2 separate regions of the Mus musculus genome follow, and region 2 is linked to region 1. A link is a loop called in an ENCODE intact Hi-C map of the cell type or tissue named here. Cell type or tissue: heart. All regions are shown on one strand. Links, peaks and the distances in the headings refer to the core of each region. The heading gives the core; the rest is flanking DNA.

Region 1 (9,889 bases), core at 2,862-6,861:
TTGTGTGTGTATGTCGGGGGGGGTTGTTTTTTGGTTTTTCTTGTTTCTGTTTTTGTTTTGTTTTATTTTTGAGACCGTTTCTTTCTAACTCTGGCTGTCCTGGAACTACCTCTGTATACCAAATTGGCCTGGAACTCAGAGATCTGCTTGCCTCTGCCTCCTGAGTGCTGGGTTCTGTTTTTGTTCTGTCTAAAGGTTTCTTACTCTGTAGGCCATGCTGGCCATGAACCACTCACTGTATTGACCAAAGTGACCTCAAACCTAGCTAGCCTTGGTTCCTCAGGCTAAGGACTAGGATTACATGTGTGAGCTCAGAGGCTAGGTATTGTATAAATGTATATACATTGTAATGCTCTTGTACCGCACTGTCTCCACTGGCTTTGATCTTTTCTGCATGTGTTCCAATATCAGGGAAGTGACTAACTGTGAGTCTTTGGTGAAGGATTTCTACTCTAAGCTGGGACTACAGTATCATGACAGTAGCTCTGAGGATGAAGCTTCCCGGCCCACAGAGATCATTGAGATTCCTGATGAAGATGATGATGTCCTCAGTATTGATTCAGGTAAATGATGAAGCTTTGGTCAGAAAAGTCTTAGAATGGAAGCTGAAATACTGGAAGACAAGTATGTTGCACGTAAAGAATCACATTGTCATTACTTACTATGCCAAATACCTGACTGACTTATTATGACAACAAGTAAGTATTCTTAGCATCGTAAGTGTTTTCTGTATTCTGATTGCTTCCTTTCCCCATTTCAGATAAGGTATACTTATTTTCTGTCTTTTCCCCCATGTGTTTGTGTGTAGTTTGCCTATGTCTGAGTTTCTTTTTCAGTTATGGTGATCAAATAATCTGACAAAATCATTTGAAGGTTAAGGGGGCTGATCCTGGTTCCAAGTTCCAGATCATATCCATGATGGTCGGGGAAATCACAGTGGCAAAAGCCTAAAGCATCTGGTCACATTGTTCTGCAATCTGGAAACAGAGGGAGTGTCTCATCCTGCTGCTCCTCCAATCACTCTCTTTATTTGTGTATTTATGAAGTCTATGGAATGGTACCACTCACAGTGGGCTGGTCCATGAACACCATGAAACATTTAGTAAATACTTCCCTTGGTAACTTTTTTTTTTGTTTGTTTTGCATTGTGGTTCTGATGTGTGCTATGTATGTAGTACATGAAGCAGTAAACTCTAAGCATCAAGTTACAACAACATCCAGTGTCTTCCTCTATTATGTTCTGACTTAGTGCCATTGGGCTAGTTGGCCACTTGGGGATGTGTTTCTATCCAACAAGCACCAGAGTTACATATTTAGCAATGTTCAGGTTTTGTTTTGTTTTGTTTTTTTTTCCTTTTTTAACATGAATTGGGGGGATTCAAACTCAGATTCGCAAGCTTACAACCCACACTGTTTGTCACTCGGGCTATCTCGGCCTAACCATGTAGGCCAGGCTATCCTCAAACTTGAAGTGATCCTTGTATCATGGTGTATTAGTCAGGGTTCTCTAGAGTCACAGAACTTACAGATAGTCTCTAGATAGTAAAGGAATTTATTGATGACTTACAGTCGGCAGCCCAATTCCCAACAATTGTTCAGTCGCAGCTGTGAATGGAAGTCCAAGGATCTAGCAGTTACTCAGTCTCACGCAGCAAGCAGGCGAAGGAGCAAGAGCAAGAGCTAGACTCCCTTCTTCCAATGTCCTTATATTGTCTCCAGCAGAAGGTGTAGCCCAGATTAAAGGTGTGTTCCACCACACCTTTAATCCCAGATGAAAGGCATAGCCCAGATTAAAGGTGTGTTCCTTAACTCGGAGATTCAATCTTCTGGAATCCATAGCCACTATGGCTCAAGATCTTCAAACCAAGATCCAGATAAGGATCTCCAAGCCTCCAGATAAGGGTCACTGGTGAGCCTTCCAATTCCGGATTGTAGTTCATTCCAAATATTGTCAAGTTGACAACCAGGAATAGCCACTACACATGGCTTTTTTTACTACATGATTATAGGTGTAATCAACATGTCTATTATATACTAAAAAAAAAAAGTTTTTAACCATGACTTTTTGTTTGGTTTTTCAACACATAGTTTCTTTGTGTTAATCATCCTGGCTGCTTTAGATCTTAATTTGTAGACCTGGCTGGCATCCAACTCAAAGAGATCCATTGGCCTCTACCTCCCAAGTACTGGGATTAAAAGCATGTAATGCCAGTGAACTACAATTTCTTATATTAAAGTGTGCCATATAGATGTCATGTTTTGTTTTGTTTTGTTTTGTTTTTGTAAATTTGACACAAGCTAAGATCATCTGAGAGGAGGAAAAGCCATTAAGGCAATGCCTCCATCTTGGCATAGTGGTGCCCCCCTTTAATGCCAGCAAATGAAAGTGTGAAAGCAGGTGGATTTCTATCTGTTCACAACTGTTTGAAACTCCAGGTTAATGGGATCTTTCTTGTCTGTCTAATTGTGTTCCAATACTCAGGTGTACTGACTTAAATGCAGACACATTCACATAATTAAAAATAAAACTATTCAAAACCCCAAGAAAATGTCTAAACAAACCAACCAAACCAACCAAATAACCTAAAGCAAGCAAGCAACCAACAAACGAGAAGCCAGCATGATGTCACTGCGCCTCTCACTGCACCTCTTTTTAGTGAATGGGAGTTAGTTCTCTCCTCGAACCATTGTGTGGCTTTTGGAGAATCCAACTTCAAGTACCTTTAGCTCTTGAGCCATCTTGTCAGTTCTACTTCTAAATGTTTTTAAAATTTTTGTGTATGTGTGAGTGCACATGTTTTGGTGTGAGGAAAGTTGAAGATAATTTGCAGGAGTCCTCTCCTTGTGTAAGTTCAGAGCATTGGATCTTGGGATGTTAGGTGTAGCTGTGTAGTGGAGTCGTCTTTATGGCTAATTAAAAAAATTTTTTTTGGTGAATCAGACTGACAACAAGCCAAAGAGTAGTGCCATATGCTTATAGTTCTAACATTGGAAGGAGAGGGTGAATTCAAGACCATTTTCATCCTCATAGTGAATTTGGGGTCAGTCTAGGCTACATGAGACCTTGTTTCAAAGAACAAAATTACCCTCCTCCCCCCAGTCCACATATACATGGTGATGAATATAATAGACTTTGGGTGTTAGTTTCATTCACTTTGCTTCTCACTACTGGATTAATTTGCAAGGTGGCCTTTGTTTCATGTCTTTGGTTTTTGTTTGTTTTTGAGATAGTGTCTTTCTATATATAGCTCCTGCTGTCTTAGAACTCACTATGTAGACCAGGCTGGCATTGAACTCAGAGAAATTGGCCAGTCTCTGCCTCCTGAGTACTAGGATTAAAGGCATGCATCACTATGCCTGGATCTGTTTGTAGTTCTTTTTTTTTTTTAAATATATATTTTTAAGATTTATTTATTTATTTTATGTATATGAGTACACTGTAGCTGTACAGATGGCTGTGAGCCTTCATGTGGTTATTGGGTATTGACTTTAGGACCTCTGCTTGCTCCAATCAACCTCGCCCACTCCAGTTGGTCGGCTCACTCAGTTCCTGCTTTCTCTGGCCCAAAGATTTATTTATTATTCTAAATAAGTACACTGTAATTGTCTTCAAACACACCAGACGAGGGCGTTAGATCTCATTAGGGGTGGTTGTGGGCCACCATGTGGTTGCTGGGATTTGAACGCAGGACCTCTGAAAGAGCAGTCAGTGCTCTTACCCGCTGAGCCATCTCTCCAGCCCCTGCTTGTAGTTCTTGATTTGTAAAATTATAGAATTTATCTCACAGTGTTTTGAGTCGACATTGTCTGTTCTGAATTGCTCAGTTCTTATAATTAGACATTACGTCTGTGTGTTTACTACCTTGTCATTTTAAAAAAACTTGTGACATAGGACACCTCACTTTTGGAGGGCAGAGAAAGGGACTAGTTTCATTTTGTAGTACAGACTGGTCTTTGCATTCTGAGTTCTGGAATACTTGTTTAATAAAAATTCTTTGTTCGTTGTCTCCATTTCAAATGTTGGCATCTTTGGTACCACGTAATCACCCAGCTTTTTCCTACCAGCTTCAGAGCCAACTCTTAAGAATTAGTTATCGGACTTTTACTAGTGACAAAAGTTCATAAAGAAAAAACAACCTAGAATGGATTAGTGATCCCTGTGTTAGAACCTATAAAGAGGGTTTGCATAACAAATCGTCTGTAGGAAGCATATGCTGATGAGCCCACTAAGAAAGAAAACATTTTAGTAAAATGCTCGTTTTCTTTGCATTTCACTGACGTCAATTTGGTTATGAATCTCTGACGCCGAGAAGGCCGGATTAGGGAAACAGCTGGTTGGCTTCCTAGCTCAGGCTTCCTAGCACTCCTCGGGTCACCGGACTCACTGGCCGAGTCACTAGCCCGGCCTCTATGGCGACTTACTGTTTCTATTGGCCAGTTCTCCCAGGGAGGCTGTCTGGAGACTGACCGCGCCCATAGTTTGGGGCGTGTCTTCTGCCCAGGATGGGGAGGGGGGTGGGCGTCCGCCATCTTGGATTCCGCGGTAGCGGTGGCGGCGGTAAGGTGCCTAATCTGCGGAGTGGCTCTTCCCTCCCCTCCCCCAGCTCGGTGGCGGCTGCCCCTCCCACCGAGGGTGGCGCAGGGACGGTGCCATCTCGACCATGGCGGCGACTACAGCTAACCCAGGTGAGGCGGCAGAAAGGACTGACAAGTGCGGAGAGCCAGAGCAGAGCAGCAGGGCCGTGGCGTTCGGGTGTTGGGGGAGGGGTGTCGAGGAGGCGCCCTGCCCGGAGGACCTGGGGAACGGGTGACGGGTGTTTGGGGGCTCCGTGCCCCAACTTCTGGAGTAGTGGTGGCGCTTGGCCAGCGTCTCCACTCTGCCTGCGGTGTTAGGGAGTGTTGTGGTCTTTTAACCCTCTGCCAGCTGATGTTCCCCTGATGCCTAGTAAGTAACTGGGCAAACTGACTTGGTGTAACTGCGAGCGTAAACTGGGCTATAGACGGGGCCACGTTGACGTTTTGCAAAGTCTTGCTTGATTCTACACTTGGTTTACATTTAAATGGAAAACTTAGTTCTTTGAGAATCTGCTCAGATTCTTGTAACTCCTATACTTTGAAATTTAGGGTTTTAGCGTAGTTATTAGTGTCTTGCTGCTGAAGGCAGAGGTTTGGGTAATGGTAATAGTTCAGGACAGGTCTTTAGTCCAGAACCCAGGTTTAAATCTTGTTAGGTCGAGGTGGAGCAACTCCTGTTCTTTCAGAAAAATGTCCCGCGCCATTTGTCTGTGGACGTCCTCTTGCTTGTTTGTCTGTCTGTCTCTGTCTCTCGTTCATCTTATTTTGAGTCTTGTCTCATTCCAGCCCCCGGTTGACTTTGGATCACTGCAGTCTCCCTCTCAGTCCTTTCTACTGTATTCAGTTACATCTTAGGAAGTATTTCATTTTAGTTGGGCTAATTTACCTTGTTATTTTCCAACAAAGTAAATCCATCATTTCCCAGAAGTCTGTATCATCGAAGAGTTTGGAGGGAGGGTTGTGTAATATTGGTCTCTGCTATTTCACATTGAACTTTTAAATTTTATCTTGTTAATGTACTATATTACAGTAACAGGGTACACACACGTATGTATATACATACACACAATAGCTGAAACACTGGGAAATGTATTGTTTTCCCATTATTTTTGGAAACAGCCTTTTTTTTTAAGAGAGAGAGAGAGAGAGAGAGAGAGAGAGTCCTAGAACTTATATGTAGCCCAGGTTGGCTTCAAATTCATGTGTCAATATCAACTTTAAAAAAAATATTTTTAAGCTTTAGAAATTATGTATATGATAATGTCTACTTGTGAGTGCAGGAATGGGAGGAGTCCAGAATAGGGTGTTGGATCCCCTGCAGCAAGAGTTTCAGGCAGTTGAAAGCCCCGTGATGTGGATGCTAGGAACTGACATTAGGTCCTAGAAGAGTAACACATACTCACAACTACTGAACCTTCCTTTCAGCCCCTGAATATCAGTTTTTTAAATCCTAAATTATTATTTTTTTTACATGAAGATGAAGTAAATTGTCAGGAAACTATTGGAATATTTGATGAATTATAGAATAAAACTATACAACTGAAAAATGTTAGAGAAAATCAGACCTTGTAGCAAAATAGCCCATGTCTGATTAGAGTAAACAAGATTTCAAACTGATCCCATGTTGCAAAATCCTTATATAACTCTTCAGACTGCAAAGTGTCTCTCTTGTTAAGGCCGTAGAGACACGTTAGTAAGTCAGAAGCTTTTCTAGCTGCCCTGTTCTGATTTTAAACCAATTACTAAAACAACACTTTCTTGACCAAATAGTCATTTCCTTATCAATATTAGCTTAAGTCTGTAAGCAGGAAATAGTAATTTTTTTCTATTTTTTTTTCTGAGTGGGGAATTTTGAGAGGCTGGCCTGCAGTGTTCTGTGAAGATCAGGCTGGCCTTGAACTTGCAGTGGTCTTCTTGCTTCTATCTTCAAGTGCTGGAATCACTCGCATGTGCCATCCTATATAAACTATCAAAACTTTTTAAAAAGTACGATTTAAGAATCTTTTTTAATGAAACAGTTGTTTGTTTGTTTGTTTGTTTGTTTTGACTTTGGTTTTTCAAGGCAGGGCTTCTATATGTATCCCTGGCTGTCATGAAACTCACTCTGTAGACCAGGATGGCCTCCAACTCAAGATCTGCTTGCTCCTGCCTCCTGAGTGCTGGATTAAAGCTGTGAGTGTCATCACCAGTAGAAATAATTGATTTTATTTATTGTTATTTGATTGCTTGCTTCTTCAATTTTGAGGTGGGCAGAGTCATCATAGGTACTTACCAAACAGAGGGAGAATAGGCTGGAATTCCTTTAATCTTTGCAGAAGCAGGGGGATATCTTAGTTCATGGCCATCTTGGTCTACAAAGTCAGTTCCATGCTACATAGTGAGACCTTGTTTCAAAATCAAAAGCCAGACCAAACCAAGCAAAAACCTCAAAAGGTGAGGTGTAGGTTCTTAGCAAACCTTTGAAAATTAACCTGAGAATGTAAGAGTTTTCTTAAATTCTAGTCTGCTGTTAGTTATGGCATAGCACCCAGTGGTTCCTGCTGTAGCTGACATCCCTGCGTAGCCTCAGCCTCTTATGAGATGGGATGGTAGGTCTGAGCGGAGAACAGAGAACGACAGACCCAGTGAGACTAACCCCCTGCTCTCTTTACCATCTGCCTTAACTTCCTTTTCCGGGGGCTACATTCCTAGCTCAAGATTTCTTTTTTCCATGTGGAGAATTCTTCCATGTCTTCTAATTTATTGATCCCATGTTCAGTACATGCATGATACTTAAGTCATAAAATAGAGCCTTTTGTTGTTGCTTTTTCCTCCTTCCTTTTTGTGTCAAACAGGATATGTTTTGGCCTGTTGAATTTTGGAAAATTAGATTCACCACTGGAGGTATATACAGTGGGAAATTACTATGTTCAGTGTGCACTTGTACACAGGCCAGAAGACACCGGATATCCACCTCTGTAACTTTCTGTCTTATTCCTTTGAGGCAGAATTTCTTCTTAACTGTGGGCATCTTACTGTGTCACTCTGCCTTATTTCTTCCAGGTCAGGTGTCTCCCTTAACCTGAGGCTTGTGTGTTTTGCTCGGCTGACAGTCAGCAAGGCCTAGCAGTCTTCCTGCCTTGGATCCTCAGAGTGCATGGATTCCTGGTGGATGCAGGATGATGCCAGACTTGTTATGTGGGTTCTGGGATCCAAACTCAGGTCTCCAGATTGTGTAGCAAGTGCTCTTAACCACTGGATCATGTCTTCATTCCACATCCCACCTCCGCTTTTTGAGACAGGATCTGTTACTGGCCTGGAGTGGGCCAAAGAGGATAAACTTCTGGTTAGAGAGCCCCAAGCTCACTGGGTTTCGGCTTTACCAATGCTGGAAATACAAGTAAACGCTACCATGCCTTGTCTTTTCATGTGGGTTCTGGAGATTAACTCAGGACCTTATTGCTTGATTGGCAATTCTTTTTTGATTGAGCTACCAAGCCCTTTATTATTAATTAGTCAGTGTTCTTAATTGCTGGTCATATCTCCAGCCCCACTTTCCCCCCACCCCCCCCCAAAAAAAGATTTTAATTAAATTATGCACATTGGTGTAGTAGTTACTTTTCTGTGGCCATGAAGAGACACCATGACCATGGGAACTTAGAGAAGCATCGCTTTATTAGACTTGAGTTTTCCAGAGGTGAGTCCATGATCACTGTGACTGGAAGCATGGCAGCAGCTGTATTACTTCCAACAAAGCCATACCTCCTAATTCTTCCCAAGACACTAACACCAACTGTGGACCAAGAATTAAAATATAGGAGCCTGTGGGGACCATTCTCATTCAAAAGACCGTAATTACTGCATGTATGTTTGTTCATGTGAGTGCAGGTGCAGAAGAGTGTGTTGATTCTCTTGTAGTGCAATTACAGGTGGTTGTGAGCCATCTAATGTGGGTTCTCAGAACTGAGCTCATGTGTTATGCAGGAATGCCAAGTTGTCTTAACAACTGAGCCATCTCTCCAGCCCCCCAAATCAATCAATTTATCTCTTTTTTTTTTCTTTCTTTTTAAAGGAATTGAACCATTTTACTAACTCAGCAGTTAAAATACAATAAACTTTTTGTTTTTGAGGCAAGTCTCATTTAGACTAGGCTAGGTTGAAACTCACTATGTCTCTGAGGGTGACCTTGAATTTCTTTTTTTCATTTTTTAAGATTTCTTTCTTTTTTTGTTTTTTTGTTTTTCGAGACAGGGTTTCTCTGTATAGCTCTGGCTGTCCTGGAACTCACTCTGTAGACCAGGCTGGCCTCGAACTTAGAAATCCGCTTGCCTCTTATTTCTTGATATTGAGTACACTGTAGCTGTTTTCAGAGACACCAGAAGAGGGCATCAGATCCCATTACAGATGGTTGTGAGCCACCATGTGGTTGGTGGGAATTAAACCCAGGACCTCTAGAAGAGCAGTCAATACTCTTAACCGCTGAACTATCATCTCTCCAGCCCTGATCTTAAATTTCTGATCCAAGTGCTATGATCTTATAGTTACAACCATGCCTGTCTTACCATGTGCTATGGATGGAGCCAGGGCTTGGTGCATGCCTGGCAAGCATTCTACCAACTGAACTGCATACTCAGTGGATAACAGTTTTGGAACGAAACTTCAGTTGGTGTACTTTTATGCAGTAGACTTGTGGTACCAAGTTTTACTCTATTTTCCTAGAATTTAAGAAGTAAAGACTTACGTTGAGAATGGTAGCCGTGTATCAGTAAACAAAAATGGCTGGAGAGTGGTTCTGCCATTAGAAGCAAGCACTGGCTGCTCTTGGAGTTGACTGAGGTTTGGTTCCAGCACATACTGGTGCTACTACCCACAGCTATAATTCCAGTAGATCTATTGCCACCTTCTGGCCTCCATGGACAACAAGCCTGCATGTGTTGCATATATACACACAGGCAAAACATACACATAAAGTCGTTTAAAATACAAAATAGAGAAAAGTTCTCTGATGTTACAATATTATAAAGAATCTTGAAAAATGTTTCCATTATTTGTCCAGTGTTTTGTCAGCTATATAACTGATTTCATCCAGATGTTGTAATAATAAAAGAATGTCTTTAACACCCCTTTGAAAATGTAGGCTTGAACTCAGCAGAGTCTGAGCCAACTCCCCAACCCTCAGGTAGTAGGCACTGCTTGTATAACCTGGTTGAATTGCTTGACTTGCTGTTTTGACAGGGTCTGGGTGTGTGGTTCAGGCTGGACTTAGGCTCTCCATCTCTCCTGAGTGTTTAAGAGATGGACATGAGAACCTCAGCTGGGTAGTGAGTTCAAGGCC
Region 2 (9,889 bases), core at 3,590-7,589, 150 kb after region 1:
TTTCTAGCTAGCTTCAACTTAGGATGAATATCTTTCAAAAAGATTTTTAAGACAGTCTTCAAAAAAAAAAAAAAAAAGCCAGGTGTGGTGGCACATGCCTTTAATCCCAGCACTCGGGAGGCAGAGACAGGCAGATCTCTGAGTTCAAGACCAGCCTGGTCTACAAAGTGAGTTCCAGGACAGCCAGAGCTATACAGAGAAACCCTGTCTCAAAAAACCAAAAAAAAAAAAAAAAAAAAAAAAAGAAAGAAAGAAAGAAAAAGACAGTCTTACTATGTAGACACAAACTTGACTTGTAGCCCAGGCTGGCTGATCATTTATAATCTTTTTGCCTATGCTTCCTGAGTGCTGAGATTACAGGTGTCTGGCACCATCCTGATACATCTTTTATGCTTGAAATTGCCTTAGGATGAATAAATCTCATTTTTTCTTCTAGACGAAAATCTCACTAGGTAGCACAATGTTGTAGATCAGACTGCTTTCAACCTCACTAAGATCCACCTGCCTCTCTTTCCTTAGTACCAGGATTAAAAGTGTGCACCAACATGCCTGCCAATAAAACTATAAAAATTTCCTTGTAATGTACCACTAAAATGTTTTGAGGATATACTAATATTTTGCATGTTTTTAATTTTTAAAAATTTCATTTATACATGTATATGTGTGGATACACATGTGCCATGGCATGCATGTAGAAGTTAGGGGAGGAGTTACGGTAGTCAATCCTTTCCACCATGTGAGTGCTAGAAATCAAACTCTGGATTGTCATGCTTGGCAAGAACCTTTAATCAATGGGTTATCTTAATGGCCCAAGTTGGAAAGTTTTAGTATCAGCTCATAGGAAGAGTATTTCTGATGCTACAAATTAAATGGCTTTAGAAGGGCAAGAAATAAAAATGCTCAATAATATTAAGGATATTTGAGGGACTAGAGAGATGGCTCAGTGGTTAAGAGTTGTTTGCTGTTCTTCCAGAGGACCTGAGTTCAGTTCTCAACAACCATGGGTGGCTCATAACTGTCTGATACCTGAACACACATGGCATACACCTATTTACATGAATAAAAATTTCAAATTAAATTAAAAAAAAAAGATTTCAGCTGTTCCCTGTTAGGAATCCAGGGCCTTACACATGCAAAACACTGAGCCATACCTCCAGCTGAAAAGGCAATTTCAAGCATAAGAAAAGATGTATCAGGATGGTGCCAGACACCTGTAACACTCAAGAAGCATAGGCAAGAAGATTATAAATGTTCAGCCAGCCTGGGCTACATGTCAAGTTTGTATCTACCTAGTAAGACACTGTCTCAAAAATCTTCTTGAAAAATTTCTGTTAAATAATGTAAAGCAAAAAAAAAAAAAGACCTTTTAGAGAAAGTAATATGACAATTTTCTACATTATAATATTTAACAACTATGTATAATTTTCTACATTATAATATTTAATAACTATGTTATTAATCACTGTCATCAAGAAGTTAAAAATGTCTACCAACAGATAATTGGACAAAAAATTATAGCCATACAGTAGAATTATTCAGCCATAAAATGAATAAAACATCAATACACATACAACAACTAAACTGGAAGAATCCAAACCACAGAGACCATATACCAAGATTCTGTTCATGTGAGAGTCAGAATTTGGGACTGGATGTCATGACTTCTAGTACTAAGTCCCATCCAGTACTTAGTCCCAGTACTAAGGAGGCAGAGTCAGGGGCTGGAGAGATGGCTCAGCGGTTAAGAGCACTGACTGCTCTTCTGAAAGGTCTTGAGTTCAATTCCCAGCAACCACATGGTGGCTCACAATCATCTGTAATGGGATCTGATGCCCTCTTCTGGTGTGTCTGAAGACAACTATAGTGTACTAGTATAAATAATAAATAAATAAATAAATAAATAAATAAATAAATAAAAGGGGGCAGAGTCAGGCAGATCTCTGTGAGTTTCAGGACAGCCAGGACTATCCTGAAGACAGAGAGACTCTGTCTTAAAATACAAGGAAACATTTGGAAAGTGATTGAAACAGAAAATATTGGAAATGGCAGGAGACTGGGGGATAGGAGATCGATAGCTGAAGAAGATGGGCCTTCTACAGGACTTCCAGAGAGATGAAAGTATTCTAATACTGAGCATAGTGGTCAATTACTCAACTGTGTATTTAAAATAGGTAAATTATGTAGCATCTGAGTTATGTGTCAGTGTAACTTTTTAACTTCATATAATATCATGAGGCTAAAGAAATCAACTGTTGCCTGTTTGAGAAATAATGAAATAGTAATTTTCTGTCTTTGTGAAGGTAAATGGAAATAATCAACAAGGACAAACTTCTAAAGAAAATCGGAAGAGAAGTCTTCGTCAATTTAGGAAAACAGTAAGTCTAATGATACTGAATGGGTTAAATAAAGTGGCAAATATCTGAATGTCATTACTGTATATTAAGATAACAACTTTGATACACATGAACATACCTCAAAGCTGTGGTCAACATTCCAGAATAGCCAGGGCAGTGCAGAGAGACATTTTCTCAAAAAAAAAAAAAAAAAAGAAAGAAAAGAAAAGAAAAAGAAAAAAAAGAAAGGAAGGAAGGAAGGAAGGAAGGAAGGAAGGAAGAAAGAAAGAAAGAAAGAAAGAAAGAAAGAAAGAAAGAAAGAAAGAAAGAAAGTAAGTTTATGTGTTTGTGTTTCTGCACAGATAAATGCACCTGAGTGTAGGTGACAAACAAGATGCCCTGGACTTGGAGTTAAAGGTGATTTGTGAGACACCTGACGGGTGCTGGGAATGGAACATAGGGTCTAAAGGAGCAGTTCATCCTCTCAACCACTGAGCCATCTCTCCAGGCTTAAATTTTTCTTAATGTTTTAAACACTGACACTTTCTTAGGAACCACAATCTAGTTTGTCATTTATACTTTAATTTTTTCCAGAAAATGAAAGTTCATTAAAGGAATTTTGTTGGAAGTTCTCTAATTCATTTTTGCATATATTCAAATGTATCTGCTGGAGATGAAGGTATTGTTCTTACCTTTAATTTGTGAGGACTTGGGTTTTCATCTTCAGCACTACAAAAGGAAAAGAACACAACAAAATGGATACACTGGATGCCTAAGGTTTATCAAGACATGATGGAGCTTGTGCATTGGTGGAACCATATAGCCGAGGCTGCATGAACTTGTGATCGTAATGCTTCTGCCTACCAAACTGCTGCAAGTATAGGCATGAGCTACCCTACCTTAAAAGAGATTTAAATCTCACATGGCCCAAAGTAAAATGTTTTCCTGTTTTTTGATTAAAATCTTTATTTCCTTTTCATTTCTCCAATTTTTATTTTACTATTTCAGTGATATAATCTTACAATTATTTTTCTTCTATCTAAAACAACTCAAATATCTTACCTTTTGTGAGGATATACTTTTAGATAAGTTGTATGTCAACAATAAATTATACTCTACTTTAAAATTATCCCAGGCAAATTTCTGAGTTTGAGGCCAGCCTGGTCTACAGAGTGAGTTCCAGGACAGCCAGGGCTACACAGAGAAACCCTGTCTCAAAAAACAAAAACAAAAACAAAAACAAACAAACAAACAAACAAATAAATAAAATTATCCCAGGTAGCATATCTTAGTAGAAAATACCTATGCTGGGCTGGAGATGTCATTCAGTCAGTAGAGTGCCTGCTTAGCATGCATAGAACCCTGTGTTACTAGACTTTCACCACCACACCAAACCATATGTAGGAGCACATTCCCATGATCCCAGCACTGAGTGTACAATGAGAGATGAGAAGTTCAAAGCCAACCTTTGCTATACATAGTGCATAGGAAGCAATTCTAGATCATGTGAGACTCTGTCTCAAAAACAAAGAAATTTTACTGTAGCATACTATTTTTATTGTGAGCAGGGGGAGGGCCCTCAGTTAAGAGATATTTAAACTAGAAAATCTTTGGCCAGTGAAATACTCCAGCATTAAAAGCATTTTGCCCTCTGGTACCTAAATTTGATCTACAGGACCCCACATAACAAGAGGAGAGACCCAACTGCTATAAGTGTCTTCTGACCTGCATACTTGTATTTTCACACACAACACACCACAAATAAATATTAAGAAATTTGTAATTGGGGGCCTGGAAAGGTGTTATTAAGAACACCTACTGCTCTAACAGAGGACTAGAGTTTTGTTCCCAACACACTCATCTGGCAGCTCACAACTCCCTTCTATCCCAGCTTTAGAGAATCAAGTGCCACACTCTGGCATCTAAGGGAACCTGCATTCATGTACTCTACCCACACACAGGGAAACAAACATATACACACATTTTTTTTAATTTTAAACTGTAAAAAAATTAAAGTCTCACCGAGCGTGGTGGCTCACGCCTTTAATCCCAGCACTTGGGAGGCAGAGGCAGGCGGATTTTTGAGTTCGAGGCCAGCCTGGTCTACAAAGTGAGTTCCAGGACAGCCAGGGCTATATAGAGAAACCCTGTCTTGAACCCCACCCCCAAAAAATTAAAGTCTCTTACGTAGTTGTTTTCTTTTAACAGGTCCTTCACGTCTTGGAATCTAGTCAAGAGTCAGTGCTGAAGAAAAGGAGAGTTAGTGAACCAAAGGAACATACCTAAAAATTATTTTTCTTATGCAAATTTGCAGTTCTCAACATTTAAACTAATATGCTGTATTATTTGAAGGTGTGCCTTCTGTACCTCTGAAAATTATTTTGTAGTTCATAGTTATTAAACTAATAAAAGTTTTAGCTATTATATTGTGTTTACCTGAGATAAATCCAAGGGAACTTTTGACTAAACAAAAATACAAATGTCATTGATTCTGCTCATATCCACTGAATACAACCTGCCTTCTATTTTAAAGAAAGCTTTTTTTTTAAATGTGTTAAGTTTTAAGGCCCTCTAAAACCATTTTTGAAGTGTTTATTCTGACTTTAAAATTCTGTAAGGATACACTTTTTACTTATGTTAAAACTGTACCATTTACTTGGTGCTATTAAAACAATGTTTGCTATTTTGATATAGTGTGTTATTAACAACTTTTTTTTTTTAATATTTATTTATTTATTATATGTAAGTACACTGTAGCTGTCTTCAGACACACCAGAAGAGGGCATCAGATTTCATTACAGATGGTTATGAGCCACCATGTGGTTGCTGGGATTTGAACTCATGACCTTTGGAAGAGCAGTCGGCACTCTTAACCGCTGAGCCATCTCACCAGCCCTATTAACAACTTTTAAATATGTATTTAGAGCAAAAATGATAAAAGCAATGGCCAATAAAAAAAAGACCGGCATCTTAATACCATGACTAAGATGCTCAGTGTGCAGGGTCTTTCAGGGCTTCTAGTTATTTAATTAACAGAAAGTGTTCAGCTATTAATTTTGAGAGAATTTAAGTAAGTATATCTTTCGCGAGGTGGACACATTTTAGAACTTTTGAGTGGTAGTGTGAACAATTGTTTTGCTGAGAGACCTGGAACCTAGCCCCACCCAAGCTATTTGCTTCCTTTGCTTCAGAAAAGGAAGACCTAAAAACTTGATCTGTTTCCGTCTTGTAATTTTAGCAGCCATATTCCAAACTGTACAGTAGCTACAGGATTATCAAAGTGGGATAACATCCCTCTAGAGCTGTTATGTGTGTAATAGTACCCATGCTGTTCAGTATAAACAGCACAAACCGAGTCAGATTACGTTTTTCTAGAGGCAAAGTTAAGCTCAGAGTTTACTCTTAGCCTTATTGCTTGGATGCCAACATTTCTTAACCAGCAGTGCCAATACAGACAGCTACAGAAAAACACCTGCTACACTGAAATTGGCCAACAGAATCCTTTCGTGATTGGCAGCACTGTGCTATCTCACAGAATACTTTGATTGGGTAATTTCATCGGGGTGGGATGCAGCCTTTTCCTCGCAGCCACCGAGGTTCCTTCATTGGACAGACCAGCTGTCAGGTTGAACCCAAACCTGCCTCCTTTTGGTGATGTTTGTCTGGATCGCAACACAATAGCCCGGAGGACCTCCCCTCGTAAGCTCCGATTGGCTAGAGTCAAACTTGGGGGTTTCTGATTGGCCCAATGAAGAAACACCAAGGTAGGTTGCCTAGTGATCCTGAGGAAGCTGATGTGTTATTCCCTCTCTGCAACGAAGGATCAGGAAGTTTGTACTCTCTGTGTGGCTGAGAAGTTTTTCACCTACTGGAACCCGCCTAGGGTACGGGAAACAGGTGCCCTCCAAAACGAGAGCGCGAACTGCAGCCTACGTCCCACTGCAGCTCAGGAGCAACGTCAGGTGAGCAAATATAACACTTCTTAACATCCAACAGAGCTGGTCAGTATTTTACTTTAGAGAGAAAGGGTGGTTTTTACTTATTTGTTGTTGCTCATCATGTTTTCAAGTAGGGTATTTTAACTAATAAGTGGCCACAGGGAAATGATGAATTCCTCAAAGAAAATTGCCCCCATTCTCCCCGGGGTGTTAAAGTTTCTTGGATTGGGTTTGGAAATAATGCCAAATGGAATTGGCACCCTAAGGCATTGTTCTGTGTTCTGTTCCTTCACTCTTCTTACTTCCCCTGAAAATTATATTTGAAATATACGCTTGTATGAAGAATTGTTTGTAAGACTCTTGGTGTGTATTTCTGGTGCTGTTTAATGAGTATATATTTATTTGAGCAGTTAAAACGTTAAAGATATTGTGCTAGTTGCTATGGAGAATATAAAAATTAAAAGATGACAATATTTCAGCCCTGGAGAAGTTTAATGTAACAGACAGCCATAACAAAAGAGGGACTATAATAAACATTTTAAAGGGCTTAAGTATAAATTTCTGTTTACATACAACTGAAGAAAAATCCATTTCTAAGTGTTTAATATATGCATAGTGGAGAGATAGAATTCACCTTAAGGCCTCACTTGTCTTTAGTAGGCCTTCAAAGACTGGACAGACAGTATTTAGGGAGGAAAGGAAAAGGAAGAAAACTCCAAGATCACAAGGATCAGAGGCAGAAAGAAAGCAAGATAAAATTGTTGAACTAGGCACAACCATAGCACATTTTAAATATTATTCTTTTGACCTCAAAGATATATAATTGCTGATAGTTTTTGACTTGCTTTTAATCATAAAAATTGACATTTATACCAGGCAGTGGTGACACACCTCTAATTCCAGCACTTGGGGAGCAGAGGCAGGTGGATCTCTAAGTTCAAGGCCAGCCTGGTCTACATAATGAATTCCAAGATAGCTAGGACATTTACACAGAGCAACCCTGTTTTGTTTCGTTCTAAACAAACGAAAAATAAAATACATTTACATTTGTATGAACTGTGCTAACTTTAAGCTTTATCACAGATGACTTAGACAAGTGTAATGCTTAGTATAAAAGGGTGTGTGCTCAGATTTTTTTTCCCCCATTTATGGGAATGGTACTTAGGACCTTATATATGCTAAATAACACTATGCTGTAACTGTAACACTGAGCCATATTCTAGCCCCTTTTTCTTTTTCTTTTTTGAATGAATTCTTTCTTTAAAAAGACTTATTTTAGTTCTTGCCCTCTTGGTCTCTTGCTCCTCCCTTGCTCTTTCCCTGCTTCCCTTCCCCTTTCTCTCCCCATTCCCGTCCCACCTCTCTCTCCACGTGCTCATGACTCCTCTACTTCTCTACTCTCTTTCTCTGCCTCTACTACCCTCGTAACTCCCCTCCCCATGCCCTTAATAAACCCTATTCTATACTTAAAAAAAAAAAGACATTCTATTTATTTCATGTATATGAGTACACTGTCTGAAGAAGTCACACCAGAAGAGGGCATCAGATCCCATTACAGATGGTTGTCAGCCACCATGTGATTGCTGGGAATTGAACTCAGGACTTCTGGAAGAGCAGTCAGTGCTCTTAACCACTGAGCCATCTCTCCAGCCCTAGCCCCATTTTCTTTTGCAAATTTGATAATCTTTTAACATTCTTGCTGGGCTTTTGTTGTTATTGAAGTTATTTGTGTTTTCACAAAATAACCAGATAGAATGCTAAATTGCCATACTTGGAAATGAGTTGTTATGGTAACAAAATAAAAGAAAGAAAGAAAATACTGGTCTGGAGGGTTGGCTCAATGGTTAATAGCACTTGTTTATGCAAAGTACCTGGATTTGATTCCCAGCACCCACATGGAGACTCACACTTGCTCAGGCACCAAGCACGACATGTGGGTACACAGACACACATGCAGGCAAAAAACTCATGTATACAACATAAATTAAAAGGAAAAAAATATTAAAACATAGACATGGAGAGATGGTTCAATGGGTGGGTAAAGCCAATTGCTATACAGGCTAAGCAACCTGACTTCAATGCTCAGAACTTGTTGAAAGGTAAGAGAAAGTGAACTACAACAAGTTGTTCTCTGACCTCCTCATGTGCACATGGCACAAGCACCCACAAATATTATGTACGTGAATACACAATAATTTTAAAATGTGTTTAACGTTACAAAAATTACAAATTATGTGTAACTCAAGAAGCCACATGCTCATGAAGTTTTGCTAACCCATCTTATTTAATTTGGGGACCCATTTCATGGTGATACAAATTCACTTCTGGGTTGTAGGCAATGCCCAAGAAATAAGCATGATAAAATATGGTCTTTCTAGTGGACTTTTAAATTATTGGTCATCACTTTTCGTTGCTTTCTTTGGAATTTAAGCTTGCTATACTTTGAAAAAGAGAATCATGTTCAATGTTTATACTATCTCTTTCTGTATTTAAACTTACATATTTTCCCATGTATGTGGTGTGTTTATGCGTGTAGGTCTTCTGTGAACCTGTATTTGTTTATTTACTAAAGCACACAGATATTTTTCACATCTCTTTACCAACAGGTAAGAATGACAACATTAACTCATAGAACCCGTCGAACTGAAGTAAGTAAGAGCTCTGAAAAGAAAATAGAAAGTGAGGAAGACACTAATCAAGAAAGGAGTCCAGATAATGAAGACCCTGGAGACTCTAAGGATATCCGCCTCACTCTTATGGAAGAAGTATTGCTCCTGGGGCTAAAAGATAAAGAGGTAATGACTTAAGTTTTCTAGTTCAATTCAAACACACAAGTCTTAGAATATTTTAGGAAGTAAGACTCCACCTACATTGGAGTTGGAGGAACATGGGAAAGAGAATATCTACAAGATAGAATCCAGAAATATAATTACTTGAAGTATAATTTAATTGGAAAATTATAGATGAAAGAGATGGATAGCATTGTGTTAGTACCTATTTCCTAGCTTAGTTTGATGGTAGAGCAGTGATCTTTTATTAAACTAAGAAAGAGACCCATATAGTGAAGTCTTCTTGAGCTTTGAAGAGAAGTTTCAAAGACAAGAACAACAGCAGATATGGTGGCACACATTTGTGAGGCTAGAATTCCCAACACCAAGAACATCCCCAAGAGTTCAAGGCCAACCTGATCTACCCAATGAGTTATAGGCTCATCAGGGCTATGTCTTAAAACAAGCAAATAAAAACAAGGAATATGCATGACTATCTGTTTTACAGAAACAAATAACTGAGTTTCTTATAGTATAAATAATTTTTTCAAGCCATGATTGGTGGATTTACATCTATGATTCCAGCACTGGGGAGGTGGAGGCAGGAGGATCAGGAGTTCTAGATCATCTCACTCACATATTGAATTCAAAGCTAACCTGAGGTACTTGGCAGTTTGAAACCCTATCTCAGGGGCTGGTGAGATGGCTCAGTGGTTAAGAGCGCCGACTGCTCTTCTGAAGGTCCCGAGTTCAAATCCCAGCAACCACATGGTGGCTCACAACCATCCATAACGAAATCTGATGCCCTCTTCTGGAGTGTCTGAAGACAGCTACAGTGACTTACATATAA

The links. Peaks named below come from ENCODE experiments on the same cell type or tissue, not always from the same donor. Only the 100,000 strongest peaks of a DNase experiment are listed, where the experiment ranks them.
Region 2: it touches region 1 in a loop (2.1-fold over the local background); 1 of 42 quality-filtered maps calls a loop at or near these places.

Annotation. Positions count from the first base shown.
Region 1 is chr3:95,429,876-95,439,764 of GRCm38, forward strand. It overlaps Arnt (aryl hydrocarbon receptor nuclear translocator), which reads left to right and starts at 4,515. Exons shown (of 22, transcript NM_001037737.2): 1 at 4,515-4,686. The coding sequence starts at 4,662. It also overlaps the pseudogene Gm4349. In heart, for the core only: no CTCF peak of the experiment used is centred there; a DNase peak (open chromatin) is centred at 4,446; H3K4me3 peaks cover 2,001 bases; H3K27ac peaks cover 2,030 bases.
Region 2 is chr3:95,582,840-95,592,728 of GRCm38, forward strand. It overlaps Hormad1 (HORMA domain containing 1), which reads left to right. Exons shown (of 15, transcript NM_001289532.1): 14 at 2,301-2,375; 15 at 4,542-5,021. The coding sequence ends at 4,619. It overlaps Golph3l (golgi phosphoprotein 3-like), which reads left to right and starts at 6,095. Exons shown (of 5, transcript NM_146133.3): 1 at 6,095-6,295; 2 at 8,878-9,066. The coding sequence starts at 6,128. Gm40097 (a long non-coding RNA gene) reads right to left here and starts at 5,978. Exons shown (of 3, transcript XR_867468.2): 1 at 5,806-5,978; 2 at 4,521-4,577; 3 at 3,042-3,062. In heart, for the core only: a CTCF peak has its summit at 5,968; a DNase peak (open chromatin) is centred at 5,972; H3K4me3 peaks cover 1,890 bases; H3K27ac peaks cover 1,243 bases.